2 separate regions of the Mus musculus genome follow, and region 1 is linked to region 2. The links are chromatin loops, found by intact Hi-C in ENCODE. Cell type or tissue: heart. All regions are shown on one strand.

Evidence for each region. Hi-C counts contacts between places; a loop is a spot of excess contacts. Peaks named below come from ENCODE experiments on the same cell type or tissue, not always from the same donor. Only the 100,000 strongest peaks of a DNase experiment are listed, where the experiment ranks them.
Region 1: a loop joins it to region 2, with 2.5 times the contacts of the local background. A loop is called at or near these places in 2 of 42 quality-filtered maps.

What each region holds. Positions count from the first base shown.
Region 1 is chr14:73,323,565-73,328,564 of GRCm38, forward strand. It overlaps Rb1 (RB transcriptional corepressor 1), which reads right to left and starts at 2,258. Exons shown (of 27, transcript NM_009029.3): 1 at 1,959-2,258. The coding sequence starts at 2,077. In heart, no CTCF peak of the experiment used is centred here; DNase peaks (open chromatin) are centred at 1,387 and 2,297; H3K4me3 peaks cover 2,500 bases; H3K27ac peaks cover 2,221 bases.
Region 2 is chr14:73,507,987-73,512,986 of GRCm38, forward strand. It overlaps Med4 (mediator complex subunit 4), which reads left to right and starts at 2,063. Exons shown (of 7, transcript NM_026119.3): 1 at 2,063-2,199; 2 at 3,169-3,235. The coding sequence starts at 2,075. In heart, no CTCF peak of the experiment used is centred here; DNase peaks (open chromatin) are centred at 85 and 2,015; H3K4me3 peaks cover 1,520 bases; H3K27ac peaks cover 783 bases.

The sequences.
Region 1 (5,000 bases), 180 kb before region 2:
TTAATGGCAGTTCAGAAGAGGTAGCAAATCCCTATGGTGAACACACGTGACAATAGGTAAGTCAGAGATCAACTGTAAGTGCTTTTTGAGAACCTTAGTGGCAATGAGTAACCAAGATGAGACTATGTCTTGTAAAGTTTAATTTAAAGGAGAACTTTTTGAGAATTCTCCAAAGTTAAAAGTACATAAAAGAGAAAGAAACTGGGTCTGTCTTTCCCACAGGCAATGACCAGAACTTCAATGTGTACAGTTACTCTACAATAATCAGTAATAAGTCCATAGATGGCATGGAATCTTTTAGAATACATGTTACTGCTCTTTCTAAAGTGAAGCTTCCACACACTGGATACATCAGAGTTTAATTAGAAACAAAAGCAAACTCTTCCCCTGGAACAGTTTTTATTCTGTATTTATTTTTTAAGAACATGATTTTTATTTGGTCCATAAGAAAATCCATCTAATATGAATTTTAATAGACTTAGACAAGCAATTTCCAAAATTATTTCAGTCTCTTAGGATTTGACCTGAACTCTGTTAAGAGTCTGGGTCTCACAAAGAGCCTTGATTGATGCTCAATGAGAAGAAAGGAGCTTGATAGCCCATCAGGGCTACAATCCCAGAACTTGGGAGGCAGAGGCAGTAAAACAGAGAGCTTAAGGCAAGCCTGGGTTACAGAGTCAGAGTAATTAAAAACAACAAAAACACCCCCTCCCAAAAAAACAAAAACAACAACAACAACAAAAACTCGAGAACTTAATGATGGGCTAGAAATTGAAGGACCGTGAGAGACAAAAACAACTCCCATCTACAATGGATCTATACTCTCAAAACTAGTGCTGACAATAACAACAATCATATTGTTTCAATTTCTGTTACTTAATCACACAGTAGCACAGTCAAGAAAAAAAATGTTGAAATACAATAAATATCTCTCTGTTGTTCTTATTGGATCCACATGAACTTAAGTTTAGATTCCACTTAATAAATGGAGAGAAAAGTTCTTTGAGAGAACACAGTACCAAACACAAGACCAAAAAAGAAAAAAGGGAGGGGGAGGCACCAGAATCCGTGAATGCTCAAAGGCAAAAGGCAAGAAATAATGAAGCATGCTGCGGGCCAATCAGCACGCAAGAAGAGTTCTACCCTGAAAAAAAAGGGGAACAAAGTTTAGAAACTTCCAAGCCCTTGCATTTAAATGTCTCCTGAAACTTTTGCCCACATACCAGTTCTTCTAAGAGTTCTGCTCCATCAGTCTCCACAGATGGCTTTAAATCCCCCCGGGCCTCAAAGCATTGTTCTAAAGAAACCCCCACAAAGCCCGGGAGCTGAGGACCCCGTGAGCAATTGACACCCACGACCCTGCGCTTTGCCTACAAGGCTTTTCTTGGCCTCTCCCAGGACCAAGCTGCCGATGCAGCGCAAGCTCAGAGAGGGCAAGGCTCCCAACTGTTGCATCGCAGGACGACTGCAAAAGAGAAAGTCAACCCACCCCGGGGGTGCTTCGGATCTCCACGGAGAAAAAAGGGAGGAAGAAAGAAAACAAACACCGGTCGAGTTTTTTTTTTCTTTTTTTAAATATTTATTTCAATTGTTTTTGCATCTGACCGGGGCTCTCCGGGACCCGCCGGCTCCGCGCCTGGGCGTCGCTGGAGTAGAGCCTGCACCTGTCACTTCGCTCGGGAGCAGGAGCCCCACCCGCCCGACACCTGTCAAGCCGCAGCCCAGACCCCTTCGGGATGCCCTCCCCGTCGCCCGCGAGCCCGGGACCGTGTCAGCGCGCCGCCGCCACCCCCGCAGAGATGGGGGACCAAGGGGACCCCGGAGACCCGGGGCGCCGCTCCTACCGCCAGCCCGGCCCCGCCGAGATGCGCCCGCCCGGCGTCCCCGCCGGGATGCACCCGGCGTCCCCGCTCCCTTCCCTTCCCTTCTCTCCGGCCCGCGGCGGCCGCGCTCCTCACCTGGCCAGGGGCAGCTCTTCGGGGCCGCTGTCCTGCGCGGGGTCGTCCTCCCGAGGCGGCGGCGGCGGCGGTGGCGGGGGCTCGGCGGCCGCGGCTCTGCGCGGGGCTTTGGGCGGCATGACGCGCAGCGCGGGCCGGCGCGAGCAGCCGAGGGAGGCGCGCGGGGAGGCGGGCGGGCGCGCGCGCACGCCGGGCACGCCCCGTCCTCACCCGACTCCCGTTACAAAAATAATGGGAACGTCCCCCGAGGAAAACCGGACGCGCCCGGCAACCGAGCGCCCGGGCCAACCGCGGGAAAACGTCACTTCCGCCCGCGGCGTCACGTCCGCGAGGCTCGCGGGCCGCGGGCGTCAGTGGGGAACCGGGGCGGCGGTGGCGGCGGCGGCGGGCAAGGGCGAGGGCGAGGGCGAGGGCGCGGGCGGGAAGCCGCGGGGAAGCCGCGCCTGCCCGGGCCTGTCTCCGCCCGCGTCGTCCCCGTGGGCGGCGCCAGCCGAGGCGGGGCCGGCCCGCTGCGAGGAGCCGCGGCCTCTGGGAGAACGCTGGACAGGGCGCGCCCCTCGCCCGGCCCGCGCGGCCGGCAAAACAAAAACAAACGTGCCGGGCCAGTGGGAGGTGGGCTCGGCCCGGGTGGGCGGTCCAGGGTGGGGCCATTGGTGGCCTTCTGGAGACAAGGGAAGATGGGCGATGCACGCACAGACTATAGTCTTTTGATGGGGAAACAGGAGGCGCGGTCCGAGCGGGACAGATCTTAGCGGGAAAGTAGCTTTTGAAAACCAGTTTGCCAGGCGGACCCGACTTTGAAAAATCGCTTACAAACGCGTTTGAGACGAAAGCAGAAAACCAGTTGGCCGTGTTCATGCGCACGATCCGGCCTCCTTTCATAATGGTTTCTCCGAGACAGCCGGTCAAACTGGGAAGGTCGGCATTCCACTTTTGCGGGTTGGAAGTGGGGAGTTCGGGGAGCCAATTTGCCCGCGTCACATAGCAGGTCCCTGGCAGAGGACTCGAACCCAAGTAATATTTGTCTGACCATGTCGCCGACGCACAGACACCGGAAAAGAGCATACTTTATACTAGAACTACCTACCGCCACCAAAAGCTGGCTCAGCAATGGTAGCTTTTCTAGTTACGTTTTACCTGTCAGTCAACATAATTTTCTCCCTTTGTCAGTCCTTATTCATACAACTCACTAATTGAAGTGCTGTGAATAAAATACAGTTGTTGTTCTGGTGTAAACTATCTTGGAACAGCTGAGCAAGGACTGAGGAATCGAGAACTTAATTGGGTAGGTTGCAAGCCTGGGCTTATTTTCTGCCTTGATGTCAGATGAGTGAAGGATACATGGGCCTCCTTCAATTTTCAGACTTGCCTAACTTCAGAAGCCTTCTAGAGACCAAATGTTTGTCAGGAGGTAGAGCCCCAGGCCCTGATGCAGCCACGGAGAATGAATGGAATTAAAATAGCACTTGAGTTCACTTTGTCCCAGATTTAGGCAAGAGCTCAGGCTACATACAGTCTAGGTTTGGTGAAGATAAAAGATAGACTGTGGGAGCCTGATCAAATAATATACAGAAATGATACAGTCCTGCCTCATAATTATCAGAGAATGTGACACTTGGCCAATTGATGCCACCTTGGTATTTGTGGCAAGCTACTCTTAAGTTTGAGACAGAATGGCAAAGGAACTTGGGTCCTCAGACGCGTAACAGAGCTGGTGACCGGTCATCTCTGCTGGTACTGACCTCAAATCAGCTGATGGTCAGCTATTTGTGTCAGAAGTCATTGTAACATGTTTCCCCCATAAGCCCCTTTCAACACACAGATCAAAGTTGAGCCTGACCTGGTAGCTCAGGCCCATAATGCTCAGAGCCTAAGGCAAGAAAATCCCAAGTTTAAGACAGGCTTTGGCTATAGAGTGAGTTGAACTCCAACCCGGGCAACTTAGTAAGACTCTGTTTTATAATAAAAAGTGAAAAGTCTGGGATATAACTTAATAGTAAAATGCTTACCTAGCATGTGAGGAACAGTGATTCCAATACTCAGGGACAAAGAGAGAGAGGCAGAGGCAGAGACAGAGAGAGACATCATTACAGCCTTAGAATCTAATAAGGCATTGGCCACATGAGAACACAGGACAGCCAAGGAAAGGCTGGGGACTTACATTAGCTCTGCATGTGTAGATATGACTTGTTTTATTTGAACCTAGTTCATCAATACGATTGCAAATGAGTTTTTTTTTTTCAATTCTTGATCATGAATGTAAAAACCTGTTTCAAAAAATAAATAAATAAATGGGGCAGCGCTGGGAATGTAGCCCAGGAGAGGGGGTGTGTGCGGAGGGGATTTGGTGGTGAAGGAGAAATGGAGGCAGGGAAGGAATTTGAAAAGGCATTTAAAGTGTTTGTGTTTCTGGTAGTTTGCCACCTGGCTATTGGACACCTCCTTCCTCAGACTCTCGAGGTCTTCAGGTGGTCTGCAGCGTGTGTGGGGCTGTTGGGTGGGATGGCTGTGCTCTTGTCATATGCCAGGGAAACTTTAAGGTGAGTTTGACCCTCGCTACTCAGAATAAGTAGAAAGCTGTAAGAATATAAGTATTCATTGTTATTTTCAAAGTCCTTTTCTTTTTTTTTTTTTTTTTTTTAACTGAGCGTGGTTTTGAAAACTCACGGCTAAATTAAGGATGTAAAAGTTTTGTCATTTCTTTTGGATTTTATAGTAGGTTTTTTTTTTTTAAACAAAGCCTGTCTCACTTTGTCAGTAAAAGACACACATCTGTAATGTATTAGTAACAGCAGTAGTAGTAGATTTCACAATAGTCACAGAAATTATTCCAAAGAATTGAAGTCCTATGGGTTTCTCCTGACTTAACTGAGAACTGTAGTCTCTCATGTATCTAGTAGGAGGCTGAGACAGAAGGATTCCACATTCAAGGCCTGCTTGGGTCCAAGAGTGAGTTCACAATTAGATCCTCTCTCAAAATAAAAAAAAGTTAAAAAAAAAAAAAAAAGATGGTGCCAGGCTGGGATGTAACTCAGAATACTT
Region 2 (5,000 bases):
TCCGAATTACACAGCTTTGCTTATGAGTGGATTTATAAACATGAGTCTCCCCGGGGATTGCCAGCTCTGGAGTTCTTGAGTCGGACTCCACAGGACAGTGGGCAGGACTAGACCTGAAATGAAGACAGCACACAGTCATGACCACTGCCTGTGAATGGCACCTTATTTTTGATAACAGCAACATGACTCAGCATGGAGTCCCCACTGCCAATAACTGGAGCCTAGGTAGGGAAAGTTCCCTGCTGTGTTGATCTCTGCAGGAGTGGGAGGAGGTGCAGCTTCAGTGTTGACACCCAGGCCTGCCTTGGAATTAGGTGCTTTGCAGATGATTTACACTATTTTCTTTTTCTTTTCTTTTCTTTTCTTTTCTTTTCTTTTCTTTTCTTTTCTTTTCTTTTCTTTTCTTTTCTTTTCTTTTCTCTTCTCTTCTTTTCTTTTCTCTTCTTTTTTTCTTTTCTTTTCTTTCTTTCTTTCTTTCTTTCTTTTTTTTTTAGAGATTTGTTTATTTATTATATGTGAGTACACTGTAGCTGTTTTCAGACACACCAGAAGAGGGCATCAGATCTCATTATGGATGGTTGTGAACCACCATGTGGTTGCTGGGATTTGAACTCAGGACCTTTGGAAGAGCAGTTAGTGCTCTTAACCTCTGAGCCATCTCTCTAGCCCTACACTATTTTCTTGAATGACAGTTTACACTATTGATTCATTCATTTCAACAGTCACCTTGAATAAAGAGCAGAGCAGTTTGTTGGAAGATATACAGGCCTAAAGATGAGTTCCGAAAACCAAGAAGGTAACCCAGCTAAATGCCATCTGATAGGGGGTACGGTTAGCACATACAGGAAGTATTATTCAGACTTCAAGGGAGGGGTATTCTGGCACCTATTCCAATGTACATGAACCATGATAGCATTATGCTAAATGAATCAGCCTGCTATAGGGGCTCAGCATTCAGTAGGCTGTAATGAGAAAGTGAGTTCCTTCTTAGTTTAGGACTAGTTTACACAACAAGATTCGGTCTGAAAAGAAGGAAAGAAAGAAAGAAAGAAAGAAAGAAAGAAAGAAAGAAAGCAAGCCAACCAAACAAAGCCCAAATCCCCCAAAACCAAAAAATAATAACAAGCAAACCCCCAAGCCCCAAACTAGAACATGTGATTCTACTCATTCAAAATGCATAGAATAGCCAGACAAACAGAAAGTACAGTGTGGTTTTCAGGAACGGGAAGTCAGACCTTCATGAGCACACCTTTTTTACATTTTACAAGTTGAAGAGTTTTGGGGATGTTATTTAGCCGCAATTTTTTGTTTGTTTGTTTTGTTTTGAGACGAGGTTTCTCTGTGTAACCCTGGCTGTCCTGGAAGTCACTCTGTGACCAGGCTAGTCTCTAACTCAGGAGATCTGCCTGCCTCTGCTTCCTTGAGTGTTGGGATTAAAGGCATGCCTCACAACTGCCTTGCTTAACAGCAATTTAGTGGCAGTGAACCCTACACATACAATGGTTAAGATACTGAATTTTAGTAGCGGGGCATGGTGGTACACCCCTTTAACCCCAGGACTCGAGATGCAGGCAGATCTCTTGAGTTCGAGACCAGCCTGGTCTATAGGCCAATTATATGTATTTTGCTACCAAACAACGGAATGGGGAGGGAAGAAAAGATTTTACTTCCTGCTCTAAGTTTACTACAACTTCACGAGAGACCAAACTTGATGGCTGGGATTTTATCGGAATACAGACAAAATAGAAGTTAATAATTATGTAATTTCCCCAGTTTAAAAAAAAAATCTTTTGTTAGAAGCCTTCCACTGATGCTGAGGAAATAAAACCCAGGAGACTGGGAACTGCATCTCTCATCCTGGGTCCGGTTGGAGCATGTCAGATTGGAACGAGTCACAAGCCCTCCTTTGCCCTGTAGATGGCGCTAGAACTGTAGTGCACCTCCAGGCACATAGGCGGCGCTCTAGCCGGACCTCTCCGTCCCGACCTCTATTACTCTTCTTTCCTTCTTCCGGTTCCGCCCCTCCTGTGGCTAGCTCACACTGCGCATGCGACGGCTGGTGGTCAGCGGGGCGATGGCGGCTTCTTCAAGTGGTGAGAAGGAAAAGGAGCGGATGGGAGGCGTTTCGGGAATGGCCGGCCTTGGCAGTACGCGAGAGCGGCTTCTGTCTGCGCTGGAAGATCTGGAGGTCTTGTCGAGGTAACCGCGGCCCGGGAGCCTGCTCCGGCCGGCTCGGCTGTGGGCGCTGACTTGGGTAGGCGGGCTTGGGAGGCTCCGTTGGACGTGGGGTCTAGGGCCTTCGGGGGCTTTGGGCCGCATTTCCCCGCCAAGGGGACATCTCAGTCACATGACCTGGAAACCAAGGCAGTCAAAACTTTAGTAGCCGGTAAGAGGGGCAGATCCGAGCCCCCTCAGTCATTGACACGCAACAGACATTTAAAAGCACGCTTCCCCCCAGTAGTCAAGGGGAGGCTAGATGCCAACACGAAGGAGCCCAGGGTGACAGGAGAGACAAATGTGTTAAAACGCTATGGACCAGATTTCTAAGGGTTGAGCCGCAGCCTCCTGCAGTCCACCGATGGGATTCCTATTCTGGTGGTAGCAGGGCACACGTCCCCAAGAAATGGGCTGCTAGTCAAATCAGATTTGTTAGGCGTCTGATAGATAGCCCATCATCTGAAAAAGCCTGGAAACATCAGGCAGGGCACAGTGGGGTTGGCTGGTGTGTGGCCGAGATAGAGTAAATTGGATGTCACACTCCACATCGTCGTGATAGTCTTAAATCTATCAGTTGAAGTCTTATCAAGGGAAGGCAGCCATGGCCACCGTCTTACAAGAAAACATAATTTACACAAATGGCAGCACTATTGGCCTACAGACCTACATAGTTGAGTCAGGAGGTTTTCTTGTAAATCACAGCTGAGTCTTTATCACGTGCAGTTAGCCAGCGAATGCTGAAGTGTTTGTAGTCACCATGAGAGTCCAGCATGTTAGGAGGACCATAAACCCAACAATCGGTTGGGGCAGGGAGCAATTTAAACAGTTTCTTTTGTGTTTCTACTGTGTTATGAAAAGGTTTCACTAGATATCTGAGGCTGGTCTGAGTCCTCCCAAACACTGAGTTTACAGGCAAGTATCACCATACCGTGATGGGTGTTTTTCTTTTAGGGAACTCATAGAAATGCTTGCAATTTCAAGAAATCAGAAGCTATTACAGCTGGAAGAGGAAAACCAGGTAAACTTTTTGTTGTTGTTTGTTTGTTTTTTATTAAAAAGTTATTAATGCCGGGCAGTGGTGGCTCGCACCTTCAATCCCACCACTTGTGGGGGAGTGGCAGGTGGATCTCTGACTTCCAGGTCTACAGAGGGAGTTCTAGGGCAGCCAGCACAGATAAACCCTTTCTTGAAAAAAAAATAAGAGAGATAAGTTAATGTTTGAAAGTTCATATTTATTTTGTGTGAGAGTAGGGATGCTTCTTGAAGTCTTTTAAGTTGATACTTAAAAAAAAAAAAAAAAAAGCATTATTTTATTTTTGGGTTTTTCTGAGATTGTCTCACTGCCTGTTCTGTAATTCCGTAGACCAGGCTGGTCTCAAACCCACAGCCCTTGGCCTGCCTCTGCCTCCGAGTTCTGGGATTAATAAAGGTCCGTGTCAGTGTGCCCGGCACATTGATACTTTTCTTTATAGCACTTATGTAACACAGTGCCTATGAAAGTTCCCAGCCATACATAGTGGCTCACACCTTAAATCCCAGCACCGGAGTGTCCCAGGGAGACACATCGCTGTGAGTTGACGTTCTTCCTGGTCTGGATACAAATTTTATTCCTTACTTTTGAGTTAATCAACACAACCTTACAAAATGGAGACAAAGATAGAATGCTGGGAGGAAGTTGTTATTATAAACACCTGTATGTTGCTGCTTTATCCCCGTGAAACTTGAATGGAAATCAAAGATCCTCTCACTCTTACACGCTATGTATACTGTTCATCCATTCTCTTTCCTTTCCTTCCCTGTGCTTTCTTCCTTTCTCTTTTTGGAGTGTGTGTGTGTGTGTGTGTGTGTGTGGAGGGGTAGTGTTCAAGACAAGGTTTCTCTTTGTATGTAGCCTTGGATACTCTAAAACATACTCTGGTCACCACAGGGTCATAAGAGTGGGTGAGCTGCCCTGCTTCCTGATGGCTACAGCGCTTAGGAGAATTGACGCCGCACCTCACCAGGACGGCACAGTAGAGCTGTCCCTGGGTGGGGGAGCATAGGTGACCCAGCCCCGAGCTGGCCCAGCCATTCATCTACTGTGAGGTTTCCTGGGTGTGGGGGGGAATGCCCCTTACCACCTACAGTAGTTGAGAGAGCTGGCCCTGCCCCTTGCTGCCTGCAGCACTTTGGAGAGTGGGCCCTGCCACTTGTCTGTTATGAGGTGGTGTGGGTGCAGGGGTGATGCCCTCCCCCTCTTCCCCTGTCATCTGTGGTAGTCTGGAGAGTCGGCCCCAAGGCATGAATATAGGAGACTTAGCCTTGCCCACTCCCTAGCTGTAGCACTCAGGAGGGTGGGTCTGCACCACCTGAGCTAGAGCTGATGGTGAAGGTATGGGTGAGCCAGCCCTTAGGGTGTGAGAGCAGGAGAGCTGGCCCAGTCCCTTGACTGGGCAGCACAGTGGAGCTGGCTCTGGAGGAGTGTGTGCAGGCGAGCTGGCTGCTGCCAATGGTGGCACTGGGTGGCCTATTGGGAGTAGTGCTGAGAGCTCCCTGATGGTGCAGATAACAGGGAGCTGCCACCCAGGCCCAGATCCAAGTGTATTTTTCCAGTGTCATATCTCACACCTGCACCCTTTGGGAACCGCCATCCTGCCTCCTTATCTTTAAGATTTCACTATCTTTATGTTAACAGTAATGATAATTATTAAAACCTATGAAAAATAGTGGATTTAAATTAAGGGGTGTGTGTTGTACTCCACCACCACTATCCAGCTCCTTGTCTTTTTTTTTAAGATGAGTTT